Linked DNA regions of Homo sapiens: region 1 is linked to region 2. A link is an interaction called in ENCODE POLR2A ChIA-PET data of the cell type or tissue named here. Cell type or tissue: CD4-positive, alpha-beta T cell. All regions are shown on one strand. Links, peaks and the distances in the headings refer to the core of each region. The heading gives the core; the rest is flanking DNA. Region 1 overlaps TOP1 (DNA topoisomerase I). Region 2 overlaps PLCG1 (phospholipase C gamma 1).

The links. ChIA-PET counts read pairs that join two places held together with the same protein. Peaks named below come from ENCODE experiments on the same cell type or tissue, not always from the same donor. Only the 100,000 strongest peaks of a DNase experiment are listed, where the experiment ranks them.
Region 1: POLR2A ChIA-PET joins it to region 2 with 5 read pairs; 3 of 35 experiments call an interaction of 5 or more read pairs at or near these places.

Annotation. Positions count from the first base shown.
Region 1 is chr20:41,045,463-41,051,942 of GRCh38, forward strand. All of the region lies in intron 2 of TOP1 (DNA topoisomerase I), which reads left to right. Among named protein-coding and RNA genes, the nearest start is that of TOP1, 20 kb to the left of the region's middle. In CD4-positive, alpha-beta T cell, for the core only: no CTCF peak of the experiment used is centred there; DNase peaks (open chromatin) are centred at 2,649 and 3,569; H3K4me3 peaks cover 1,664 bases; H3K27ac peaks cover 2,073 bases.
Region 2 is chr20:41,154,214-41,160,693 of GRCh38, forward strand. It overlaps PLCG1 (phospholipase C gamma 1), which reads left to right. Exons shown (of 32, transcript NM_002660.3): 2 at 5,393-5,545; 3 at 5,657-5,750; 4 at 5,893-5,940. Among named protein-coding and RNA genes, the nearest start is that of MIR6871, 12 kb to the right of the region's middle. RefSeq lists enhancers at 3,214-3,363, 3,860-4,380. In CD4-positive, alpha-beta T cell, for the core only: no CTCF peak of the experiment used is centred there; a DNase peak (open chromatin) is centred at 3,078; H3K4me3 peaks cover 1,806 bases; H3K27ac peaks cover 4,889 bases.

The DNA.
Region 1 (6,480 bases), core at 464-5,463, 110 kb before region 2:
TTTATTTGACCCCTTAGAGCTAAACAGGTGAAAATTTCAGGTCCTTTGGATGAAGTAAGTTCTCATTTTATCTCAGCAACCCTATGAGGTAGGTTATGTCTGTTGCGTAGTTGACAAAACAGATGAACTTATATTTATGTACACCTTTATGGATTAGTAGCCTTTAAAATGGTTAGTTTTATCCCACAACTTCATTTGAAATTGTAAGTTTCTAGCATGTTGCCTATAACAAGAAGGTAATTTATTTCTATTTGTTAAATTGTTATCAGTAATAAGTCAATATCCTACTATAAGTGGTAGAGAATCAAAGATTGTAGACTACCAAATAGCACCCAAGAGGCTAATTCATGCAAGGTGTTGCTTATAGTAAAAGCAGATCAGAACTCAGCTGCTGTATGCCATCTGGGGTTATCTTCTCACTTGCACGCTCATGACCAGTGTAGGCTGCATCTTATAAGTAATCTGGCTCACAGTTAGCTAGACATATATTAGTCTGATGGAACAAAATCCGATTGTAGCTTTGACCACTATGAGGACCACTGTCATATAAGGTCTTAGATACCAACTTGAGTAAATTGCTTAAGGACTGGGAATAGATCCAGATTCCTCCAGGTTTAGCTTCAAGTTGTGATCAGTTTTCGTGGGATGCAAGGAGAAAATGAATAGGAATGAAATAAATAGCTGATATTTGAACATTTTTAATGCCCTAGGCAGCGTCTTAAGAATTCTAAGCTTTCATTTATCAATCCTGAGGTAGTTAACATTACTATTTCCAGTAATGTTCACTGGGCCAGTTTACTTTTGAAGAAATTGAATCTCACGGTTTAAGTAAAGTAACTAGCTCAAGGCTATATAGTTATAACTAAGCCACAGAGCAGGGAGGCTAATCTAGGCCTACCTCATGCCACAGCCTGAGTTCTTAGTTGTGATACAAAACAAGGTAAAGGGGGACCTGGGGTGACTTAGTTGCCTCCTGAGAATTCTGGGCTGTGGTGGAATTACCCATCAGACTGGGGGCGCCCATCTCTTCACTTATGATGTGTCCTTAACAGACTAAATGCAGGCTCTGCTGCACTTTAATGTAATTCTTTCCCTATTAAGGGAAGCTTGCTTGCCTTTGCAGCAAAGCCCCCTGGATAGTTTATTTTTTAGCAGTTCAGCTTGTGCTTGGACCCAGTTGTTCCAGAAATCAGTAAAACCTATTTGAGTATTCAAGAAAAAGGATCTTTTTGTTAACTAAGGATTAACTAGAAACCTTATTTTATAAGGGTTCCTGAAGTCTGCTTATTTACTAAGGAATTTCATCAGAGGTGGTTAGCATTTTGTGAACAAGTATGATGTTGTTCCCACTTCAAGGGGAATAAATAACAAATTTAACCAGCTTGCTGCTTAAGAAGCAGAATTAGCAGTGGGCCAGTCATTGGCCTCTCTTCAGAGTTCTCATGTGACTCACTTAGTTTTGCAGAGTGAGGTAGATTTTAACCACTTTCAAGTCAAGTTGATTGGCCATTCATGAGCTGTGTGCAGGGAGAGAAGAGAGACGAGAACAAGTTAGCAGAAAGCTGAGGTGTGTTAGACGGGAGTTGTAGGTAAGTCAGGGAGGATATTCTTCATTTAGACCCTGAGCTTGAGTAAGACACCTTTCTACAGGAGACATTGCGGATACTTTCTAGTTAGTACTAGCGCAGTGTTCTGCAAACTACACCTGCTTTTGTGTGGTCCACGAACTAAGAATGGTTTTGTATTTTTAAATTTAGGCATGTGCCACATAACAAGATTTCTGTCAACAATAGACCACTTATATAATGATGGTCCCATAAGATAGAAGGTGGTATTTTTACTGCCTCTTTTCTGTGTTGCAGATACGTTCAGATACACAAATACTTAACACTGTGTTACAGTTTCCTACAGTACTGTAACATGCTGTACAGGTTTGTAGCCTAGGAGCAACAGGCTATACCATATAGCCTAGGCGGTAGTAGGCTATACCATCTAGGTTTGTGTAAGCACACTATGATGTTTGCATGACAAAATCGCCTAATGACACATTTCTCAGAATGTAGTTGGAGGAAAAAAATTGAAAGGAGAGTATTACTTCATGACACAGGAAAATCATTTGAAATACAAATTCCAGTGTCCATAAATAAAGTTCACTAGAATGTGGCCATGCTCATTCATTTACATGTAATCTGTGGTAGTTTTTGTGCTACTGTGGCAGAATTGAATACTTGCAGTGGAACTTGAATGGGCTACAAGGTGTATTTAGTACCTGGCCCTTCACAGAAAAAGTTTGCTGACCTGATTGAATGTGCTTGTGTGTATCACAGGAAGCTCACCAGGACTCTTGGTATGTAGCCTCTAGCTCCCAAAGGCATCTGAGCCCCACTGGCAGGACTCAGTTACCTGTCTCTGTCTAAGCATGACTCCACCCATTAGCGTCCAGACAACGAAGAAAACTTCTATTTTAAAGAGCTTGACTAACCCCCTCCTTATTATCTAAGTTAGAGTAGCTGTGCCACCCCTTAAGTAGCTTTTCCTTCTTCCTTTCAAATAGGGGTTGGAAGAGTAGCAGGTGAGAACAACCTCTTTCTTCCTCAATTGTAGAGACTCAATAGTCTAGGCTATAAATTAAAAAAAAAAAAAAAAAATTCCCCAGAGGCTGACTCAGCACATGCCTGCCTTTTAAAGGAACAGAGAGACCCAATTGGAATAGAAACTGAAAATAAAATCAGCAGCACATGAATTTTTGTAGGTGGCTCGTATTTGCTATTAATATTGCTCAGAAGACTCAGGAATAAGAAATAATAATGCAGGGTTTCTTCAAAATATGGTTCTGGACAGTGGATTATAGTTACCTGGAGAGCTTGTGTTAAAATATCTGAGGATGATTCCAAGTACCAGGGCTTATACACAGGAATACTTGAGAACCACTGCACTCAAGCATTTAAAATTTTCCTTTTACCTAAATCCACATGGGCCAAGACAATTTTTAAAATTCATAGAATTCATGTGACCAGACGTAAGGGGTCAATAAAGGTCATTTTATAGATCAGAAAACTGAGACCCAAAGCTGAGAAATAAGTTATCTAAAACCCCACCAGGACATTGCATTAAAGGAGTTGCTCTAAGCGTGTCTTCTTACTATTAGAAAGTGAAATTGACTTTTAAATCTGTCACTTAGTTTTTGGCATAATAATAAAACAATGAACAGTCTGTTCTGGCTCTAATTGCGCCTAGAATCTCCAGATCAGAAGACCTTCTTGTAGATCAAGTAACATACTTCTCTGAAAGACAGTTTGTCGGTCCTATCACTGAAGTCTGAATTATTTTTTTGATTTTTAAATATAATTAATTGGTCCCTGGAAATGAGAACCAGAGGAAGATAAGAAGATGAACTTGAATTTAAGGACCATAATGGAAGGAGTGGGATGGGAAAGAAGGCTGTAAAATAAGACAGTGGTTGTGGAGAGACAGATTAAGGTAAGGAGAGAAGGTTGTAAAATAAGACAGGAAGGGGTTGTGGAGAGACAGATTAAGGTAATTGTGGTGTTGTAAAGCCATAAAAGAAATTTAAATGCGGAAGTGGCCTGGAAGAGAAAACATTCTCTGATCATTTAACCCTTTTGTGTGTGTGTCAGTTTGAGGCGTAAAGTAGACGAATAGCCTCCTTCTTGTGTGTCTTTTCCATGGCAAAGCCTTTAAGGATAATAGCTGACCACTAATCTCACACAGCTGCTGATGTTTAAGAACCTAATTCTTGAAGTGTTTTTAAGTCAGTTTGTGGCATTTCTTCTGAACACTTGGGCACTTTGGAAATTGTAGTGACAGGTTTTAGAAATTTGAAGTTGTGTTGCAGAGGTGATAACAAAATTGGGTCTTTGAGCAACTCTGAGTCTTTTAATGCAGTGCACTTCTAAGTTTCCGATGGTATTTCCCCAAGTTTTGAATATTGAAAAGAAAGACCACACTTTGCAAAATAATTGGCAACTTTCATTTAATTCAGTTTGACCCTGTCTTGAACTTGGTCTTTGTAACTTCTTATGAGGGTCTTTTCCAACGGTAACATTAGAGGCTGATTCTGGAACTTCATGGAGGCAAGTCCAGTGAAACTTGGGCAGTTAGGGGGACCCTTTCCCTCTCCCTTTTCAAAGTTACTCAGTCAGCAGCTGCTACTGTTGGGATGGCGCGGTCAGGTGGGTATTATGCTTATTATGAAACTTGATGAGGGCAGGGACTCAGTTTTGGGGCTGAGTTGTATTTCAACACTTAAGTGGCACTCAGTAAATACTTGAACAAATGAATATTGTGAATCCCAACTTCCTTAAGGACAGAAGAACTATTTATACTTGTCTGCCATCTTCTTAGCTAGAGATTTTTTTTTTGTTTGTTTTGTTAGCTTTCAAGTTGAGGTCCCTAACAGGGGAATCCCATAGTTTCAATGATGAACAGGTCCATGACAAAAATTCTTGTTTATATGCAATACACATTTAGGGAGAATAAATGGTCATGTGGACTTTAAAAATTGGAAATGTTACTAGTCTCTTCTCTCATTCTTTTGTTTTGTTTTATGTTGAGGCAGAGTTTCACTCTTGTTGCTTAGGCTGGAGTGCAATGGCACGATCTTGGCTCACTGCAACCTCCGCCTCCGGGTTCAAGTGATTCTCCTGCCTCAGCCTCCCAAGTAGCTGGGATTACAGGTGTGCATCACCATGCCCGGCTAATTTTTGTATTTTTTAGTAGAGATGGGCTTTCACCGTGTTGGTCAGGCTGGTCTTGAACTCCTGAACTCAGGTGATCCACCTGCCTTGGCCTCCCAAAGTGCTGGGATTACAGGCATGAGCCACTGCTCCCAGCCCTCATTCATCAGTTTTTTAAGGGTTTCTTTAGAGCTGAATCCTCCCAGCAGTTTTCTTTCCTTTTGAATTCCAGAGCTCTTTGGGCCTTTAGCCAGAAACAGTCTCTGTCCTGCTTACTTTGAAAGGCTGTTAACTATGCCCTGGAATTTTGGAAATGTTCTCCTTGAGAATTGCTGTAAAGTAGTGATAAGGACTCTTCTGTAGGCTACAAATTGAAACCAGCCACCATTAAGATGGCTCACAGACAGGGTGTCCTGGATTGAAACTGGACCAACGTTGGTATAGTCTGAATTTGAGGAGTAAAAAGAAATATGCCCTTCCCTCTCCCCTAACAGTTGGGGAATACTTGTTTTTACTCCTCAACCATTCCCCTTTTAATGATGACAAGTTTTCAGGCTTTTTCACTGCCTTTAGTTTTGCATTAAGTTCCTGGGAGATTCACACACCCCTGATATTTACTGCACTCCTGGATGCCAGTTTTTTATCACTCAAGACCAGCTTGTTATCTGTCCTAGACAGAAGCCATCTTCTTTTAAAAGTATTAGAACATACTGGGTATAGAGTGTTAAAGAGAATGTTGATTTTTTTAAAACTTCTGCTTTTGGGGATGTGATATGGGTTTGAAAGTCAGGGAGGAAGTAGAAGATGTAAGGGTTTGCCCCAGTACAAGAGTTTTAATAATGAGGTGATAAATATTTTCTTTAAATAATTTATTCACCCATTGTGTTCACTCAAGTGGTTCTAGTGTTCACTTTCCTTATGCGCTAGTTGTATATTTGTATGTCAGAGAAGAGCAGAGATTATCTTTGACAGAAGTTATATTGTGAGTGTCTTTTTGGAGAAGGTAGGTTTTGATTGTGTAACTATGCCACACCTCCATTCCCCATACACTTGACTTGATGATTATCTTTGAAGGAGGAGCCCATCATATTATACAGCTGCCCTAAGTCTCAAATCTATCATCAAAAGGCAGTGTAAAGGGGACTGGCTCAAAACATGGCAAAGAGTCTCCTTTATATCAGAAAGCTCTCTGCCTTTGCTTATAAGGCAGCAAAGGACTCTTCTTCCTGCCCTGATCTGATTACCCTAAAAGCTTTAAGATCATGGAATAGTTGATAAAACAGTCAGTATTCTGTGCTGATGACTTATCCTTTTCTCCCTTAAGAAAGAGTAAATGTTTTTGCTTGGATTGAGTTTAGAGACACCAGATAGAATAAGATTGGCAACACTGTTAGCCACCTGCTGACCACAGCTAAACAGGCATATGTGCTTCTGCATGGGGAATGCTATGGCGTTAACAGTGCCTTCCTTAAAACCTGTAAGTTCGTTAGGCTTCCGGGTACCAGGGTTGTTAGAGTAGGCCACAGTTTACTTCCTTTTTCATAAGTGCTTTTCTTTCCTGGATCTCAGTATAGGAAGGAAAATCAGACAGCATTTCTCAGTTGTTGGCTCGGTGGGCATTGTGAATGGGTATGGTTGCTGCCTCAAATGCACATATACAACCTGAGCTAAGTTGTATGAAATGATTGAGTAGGCTGACTTCAGTTCTATGTAAATTAATCAAGGAGAAGGTTTAGGAATGGTTGTACCGCATTGACAGTTGTTAACATGTTTATAATTTCTT
Region 2 (6,480 bases), core at 446-5,445:
CGGTTAACAGGCTTATAAATTTGGGGGACCTCTGTCTGTTGGGCTATTTGGAAGTGGCTTTTTTGAGCACAGGGGATACTAGGACACAGGTTCCAACAAGAAACTTAGGTCTAATTTAGGGTCTTGGATTTGATGATTGGGCTCCCTCTCCCCCTTCTAGGGCCTGCCATGTGTCTGCCCCCTAGGGCAGGATTGGCTGGCTCTCACTGGCTGTGCTCTGAGGAGCCCTGCCTTTGCTCTTCTCTTTCTCTTCCCTAGGGTTCCTGCTGTCCTTGAACTCTGCCGGGGCAACAGGAATACTGCCCTTATGCACATCCTCGTGGTGGCCAGACAGGGTGGTTATCCCACTTTACTGGACAGGAAGAGAGCTAGTGGCAGGCCTGTGACTTGGCCTGATGTCTCGGGGGAGTCGGGGTGGGAGCAAGAGTCAAAGACAGGAAGCAGCCCTACCTTCAGAAGAGCCAGGCACACAGATGGGTCCTTTGTGGTTATTGTCTTCTCCCTTTCCCAGGTTCCAGACTGGCTGCCCGCCATATAGCTTGTCCCTTCGACAGCACCCTCTCTCCCCACTCAGTGGATTGGGTGCTGTCCCAGGGTGGGGGCTTACTCTCCTGCAGAGGCAGGTTCTCAGCTGGCCCTGAGGGTTGTATAGCTTCACAGCTCCCAGAGTGCTTGGGCATAGGGTGGCTCAGATGAGGAAACAGGCTCCTCTTTTAAAGGGAAAGCAACTGCCATTACTGGCATGTCCAAAAGGGGGATGCTGTCCAGGACTGCATGGCCCAGAAGCTCCGCTCTGAGTAACTGCTGGTCTCTAATCTCTGTGGTCTCAGGCCAGGAGTCTGTCCCTGGGCTGAGAAGGGAGGGGAGAAGAGGGAAGAGATGGAAAAGGAACATTGCTCTTCCCAGTCTCCCTGGCCTCGTCATATAACCTTTTATTTTACAAATTCAGTCTTGTGGCATTTTGCTTTAATGCTTAGAGCTGGCCCCAGGTGCCAGGCAGCAGGCACATTTCCTTCTGCCCAAAAAACAAAACACACATGAATCTGAGGTTGGGCGTGGTAAGGGCAGGCCAAGGCTGACCGTCCTATGTGGATATCTGTGAGGTAGTGTGCCTACATGTAAGGGTCTGTTGTGGGTCTACTCCCACGAAAGCCTTCATCTTACGATGAACCAGAGAGGACTGCAGACTTGCCAAGGCCTAGCTATATGCTTGGAGCCAGGATTTGAAACTTGATCTTTGGGGATGCACGTGCCTCAGACTATTGGTGAGTGTGCTGGTGGGGCACTGCAGGCTCAGGAAGCAGCGTGTCTGCATATGCTTATCTGTACACAAGTCTGTAAGAGTCCCCCTTCTCCCCATACAATGCCCCCATCCCTGCCAGGCTTCTTTTTGAGCTGGCGAAATAGCTGCTTGTATTCTTCTCTTCATGGATCATCTTTATTTCACCCAAGTTTGGGTTTGCACCTAGTGGAGCCTTGGCAAGTGGCCTTATTTGTCTCCACTACTGCCAGCTTTTGTAGGCTCCATGTCAATGGCACTAGGCACACAGGTAGACAGGTGGGCTGTCTCCAGACTTCTCTATTACCAGCACTTCCCAGCATGGCCCTCACAGCAACCATGTGAGGTAAGAGGAATTTCCAGTTTCCTGATGGGGAAACTGAGACCAAAAGAGTGAGGGACTGCCAAGGCCTCATAGCTAGAATTTAAGAGCTGTGTGGTTCTCCTCACTAAGCTGGGAAGGGGATGGTCAGGGAAAGCTTCTTGAAAGAGCAGGAGAAGGCAGATCTCCATCAGGGCAGGGAGCAGAGCAAGGCCCCAGGATTCTGCCTGGGGCACCAGGAAGCCTGGCTTATGAGAAGGTTCTCAGTCCTCAGAGCTGACATGTGATATACAGTCCAGGCACAGGTGTGTGTGGTCCCTCATTACTTCAGAGCCCCTTAAGAAAGACTGAATCTATTTCTTCATCAGAGTTTGTGAGCGATTCAATATAAGGGACTAAATCCCCCTCACTGCCCCAAGCAGCTTATCTTGTCACTGTCTACCATAGCCACATTTGGAATGGTAATGCCCAGGCCATTCCTGAAGCCCAGGCAGCATTCACTGTGGGCTTGGGGACATGGTGCCATTCCTGAAGCCTGGGCAGCCATCACCATGGGCCTGGGGACGTGGTGCTGGGCAGAATGAATATGCTGCAGCCCTGATGGGCTGTGCTGGCTGGGCTTTGCCTTCTTGGGTCAAGGCGAGCCTGGGCATTAGGCCTTTGTCATTATGCTATACATCAGGCTTCTGGGCTGCTACTTGTGGGATCCTGCCCTTGTTCTCAAAGAGTTCCTCCTTCTCACTGCCCCATCTTCTTCATAGTGACGGCCTCTTCGTACCCCTGGCTTTTCTTTTCCCCAGAGTTCCCCTGAATGTTGTCCTCTCATGGTTCTGAGTTGGGGAGGAGTGCTAGGTCATGGATTTTTGGGTATAACGTGTGACTTTCCTACTCCCCTAAGTAGTTCTCCCCTTCTCAAGCTCCTAAGTTCTGGGAAGGTCTCTTTTCCTGCCCTCCTGACTAATGGCAGAGAGGTCTGACCCAGACTGTGCCAGACTGGATCATTCGCTCTGTCACCTGCCACCAGGGCAGAGGCCATTCCTCTCTGGGGAGTCTCCTTGTGAATTTCTGGGGACCAGCTCTGGCTCTCTCAAGAAAGAGGATGCTGCCATATTTGTTCTGGGAGGCAGGAAGATGAAGGGTGAGGTTGGGAGGTAGCACAGGATGTGGCTTTCAAGAACCTAGTAGAGCATCTCACTGTGCTGCCAGGGCCAGGCTGGTGCCTTCTTACGGAAGACAGTACAAGGGATCAGGTGTGGCCAACAGGAACTTGGGAGCATTGGATGCCTGGCGTGGAGCTGCGCTATGCTTACCTGGTTCCTATCTCAGGCACCTGTTCTGCCTTCAACTGATCTCAATGGAAATATGTGCAGGAGTGCAGGCCTGTTGACTCTGTGTGTGTGTGTGTGTGTGTGTGTGTGTGTGTGTGTACAGTCACACTCACCTTTGCAAGAAGGTGTGGGAGGGGGATGACAGCAGCTCCACACCGGAAGAGCAGACTGGTTTCTGTTTCAAAAGGCAGAGTTTGTGGTTGTTCTGCAGTTTCTGATCTAGCCATTTCCCCTGATGGAAGCTCCTCCTTCTGTCATTGGAAGCCCTGTGTTCTCGGTTAGGTCTTTTATGGCCCAGTTCTCCCTGCCCCTGTTTCTACCCGAGTATAACTGTTCATTTTTGTTCCCCATCCCTATTTGGTTTTCCCTCCTTCTGCCTGTGTACCTGCCTTTTTCATTTCTTCAGTCATTAAGCAAGCCCTGGAGGGGCCCTGCCTGGCCTTAGGTATGTGAGCATGTATGTACGTGTTTGTATGCACGAGGCATCAAGTGTATTAGTACCACAGGAAGGAGCTTCTCAGTTGGGCCCTTGGTGGAAGAGAAGGGAGCCGGGGAGGTGGACATTTCCAGACTAGGAATCAAGATGAAATAGGGATGGGAAGCAACAGCTATTCTTGCCCTAGGTGTGGCTTAGTGTGGATGGAGCAGAGAGGGTGAGAGGGCAAAAGCTGGGGAGGTAAATTCCTGAGCCCTGTCACAAAGAGCCTTCAAGGCCATAGAAGGTGTTTGTTGTTTGTTCTCCTTAGACTGGCAGTGGGCAGCCTCGGGAGGGGCTTGAATGAGGTCTAGGGGGGTCAGAATAATGTTTTATGAAGAGCCAGAAGACTGGGGAAGGATGGCTGATGGGTGAGAACCAGGGGTCAGGGAAAACAGCAGAAAAGGCAGGACTCTCAGCTGGAGGACAGGCTGGAGGGGTTTGCTGAGGGGACAGGTGGTTCCAGGTAGAACCAGAAATGTGTCGGGGAGCTAGGGTTAGGGCCAGAAGCAATGCCCACTGTTCCAGGTGGGATAGATGTGGAGTTTTGTGACAGTTGCTAGAGGGACAGGACAGGAAGAGAGCATCTGGGGGAGTTGGGCCGTTAGGACATTCCAGGCAGGTTGGTGTGCAGTTCGGGCTGGAAGGGCTCCTGGGGTGGGGGCTGGCCAGGCAAATGCTGGCACTGCATCTGGCTCCGAAGTTACCAGGCCAGTCTGGGTTTAGAGGATTTTAAGAGGCTTCAGAGCTTGGGGAGTACTCAAAGAAAGTCATAGCTGTTGGCTAAGCCAAGCTTTTTTCCTTTGACCTAATCTACCTTAAATCGGTGATTTCTGGGCTGGAATGTCTGCCCTCCAGCCAGCAGGCAGCCCCTCCCTGTGCTGGAGAGTGTGTCAGAGCCTGTGCACCTTTGCTGAGGGAGCAGAGGAGTCCATTGGATGGGCCCCCTCCATGTCCCACATATAGTGCTGGGTGTTTCTAGCTGTTACGACTTTTGATCTTACCAACATCTTTCTGATGCTATTGTGTTACTCTTATGTTACTCTCTTCACAGGTGTAGCAGTGAGGTCAGAGTGGCTGTCACTTTATTGAGATCACATAGCTAATGTGAGGTAGAGCTAGGATTTTAGTTCAGCCAGTCTCACCCAGAGCTCGTGCATGTTTTTTCTACCACCCTGCCTTCTAGAGAAACTCAGTCAAGCCCTTTGCTTTACACATGGTAAAACTGAGACTCTGAGAAGTTAAATAAATTATTCATCATTGCCTCAAGTTTTAGTGGCTGAGGGCAGGTCATCTGCTATTCAAGCCCGTGTACCTCTCTGACTATGCCTTGTGAAGGCCACGGGAGCATGCAAGGGCCTTGGATAGCTAAGATAAGGAAATGGTCCCAGGCAAAATGGTGGTCTGGGTCCAGGATGGTTGCTGCTCTTGGACAGCCAGTGCCTTGGTCAGGGGATGGGGTGGGGATTAGGCCCCTTGCTGAGACTTGTGTGGGGATGGCTTTAGCAGTTAGGCATTTCAGGGATGCACCAGTCCTCTGGGCCAGAGCCTACTTTCTCCCAGGGATCCTGAGGCCCATCTTGACCTACCCAGCCCTGCCTCTGGGACTTTATGATTTGATTTGTGTGTACCTTGTGTCAGGAAGTGGTCCTCATGAACAGCCTTGGGTCCCTATTTCTTCTTCTGGAGTCTAGCTCTTTTGCAGGTCAAAATGTCTCAGTGAGGGAACAAAGATAGGGAAGGGACACCCCACAGAACCACCTTTCCCCCATATAGCCCTCTCTGACATCTCAGCCCTTACTTAGCAAAGGCCTATCCCTAGACTCAACCCAGCCCTCTTATTACCAGAGTGACTGAGTGGTCTTGGCTCTGCCTCTGGGGTTCCTCCCTGAGAGAGAGTGTAAGAATGAGGAAACCAGGCTGCCCTCCTTTCGGTGTTGACTCTGGGAGACCCCAGCTTGATCTTGGCCTCTTTGCTACCTTCCTAGTTGACATTCGTGAAATTAAGGAGATCCGCCCAGGGAAGACCTCACGGGACTTTGATCGCTATCAAGAGGACCCAGCTTTCCGGCCGGACCAGTCACATTGCTTTGTCATTCTCTATGGAATGGAATTTCGCCTGAAAACGCTGAGCCTGCAAGGTGGGAGTTAAGGGGGTAGAGGAGGTAGAGGATAGTTAGGGGAATGCCTGCTGGCTCCTGCCCAGTGGGAGGTATGTGCCCTCGGGGCAGCTATTGATACCTTGCTCACAGCCACATCTGAGGATGAAGTGAACATGTGGATCAAGGGCTTAACTTGGCTGATGGAGGATACATTGCAGGCACCCACACCCCTGCAGATTGAGAGGTAAGAACCACTCCTGAAGGGGTTAGGGCTGGGAGCATTAGGGACCAGGGGGACAGGGACAGCAGACCTTTGTGTGCCCAGACATCTCCCAGGCCTGACTGTAGATGGAGAAGTGGCCCTCACCTCAGGCTTCTCTCTCCAGGTGGCTCCGGAAGCAGTTTTACTCAGTGGATCGGAATCGTGAGGATCGGTAAGTACTGAGCTGTGGCTGTAGCCCAGCAGGGTGGGGATGGGCATCCAGAACCTTAGCCAGGCCTCTAAGTAGCTGCCCGGAGAGCCAGAGGACCCAGGGGACCTTAAGTGGGGCCAGGAGGGTGGGCAGAAGGTTCTGCCACGTGTAGCTTTCTGCACAAAGTCCTCTGGTGGCCTTGGTGTGAGCTGGTGAGAGGAGCCAGCCACATGCTGTGTGCCCTGCCACTATGGGCAGAGACTGGATGTGTAGAACTGGCTTTGGGTGTCCTGGAGGTGAGGGTGGCCAGTAGCGTGTGAAGGGTGCCCTGAAACTCTGGCTCTGAGACCTGGTATGGCAGCCAGAGGGGCCAAGGAGAGAAGGGGGAGCAAAGACCAGATAGTGTGGGTGCTGCACCATGGTGAGGTCCTTTGACCTGAAAGAAATGGGAAGCCATGGAAGGGTTCTGAGGAGAGGAGTGATGTGACCTGACTTGGGTTACTCAAGATCACTCTGCCTGCTGTGTGGAGAGCTCAGTTAGGAGCTGTTTCCACACTCCAG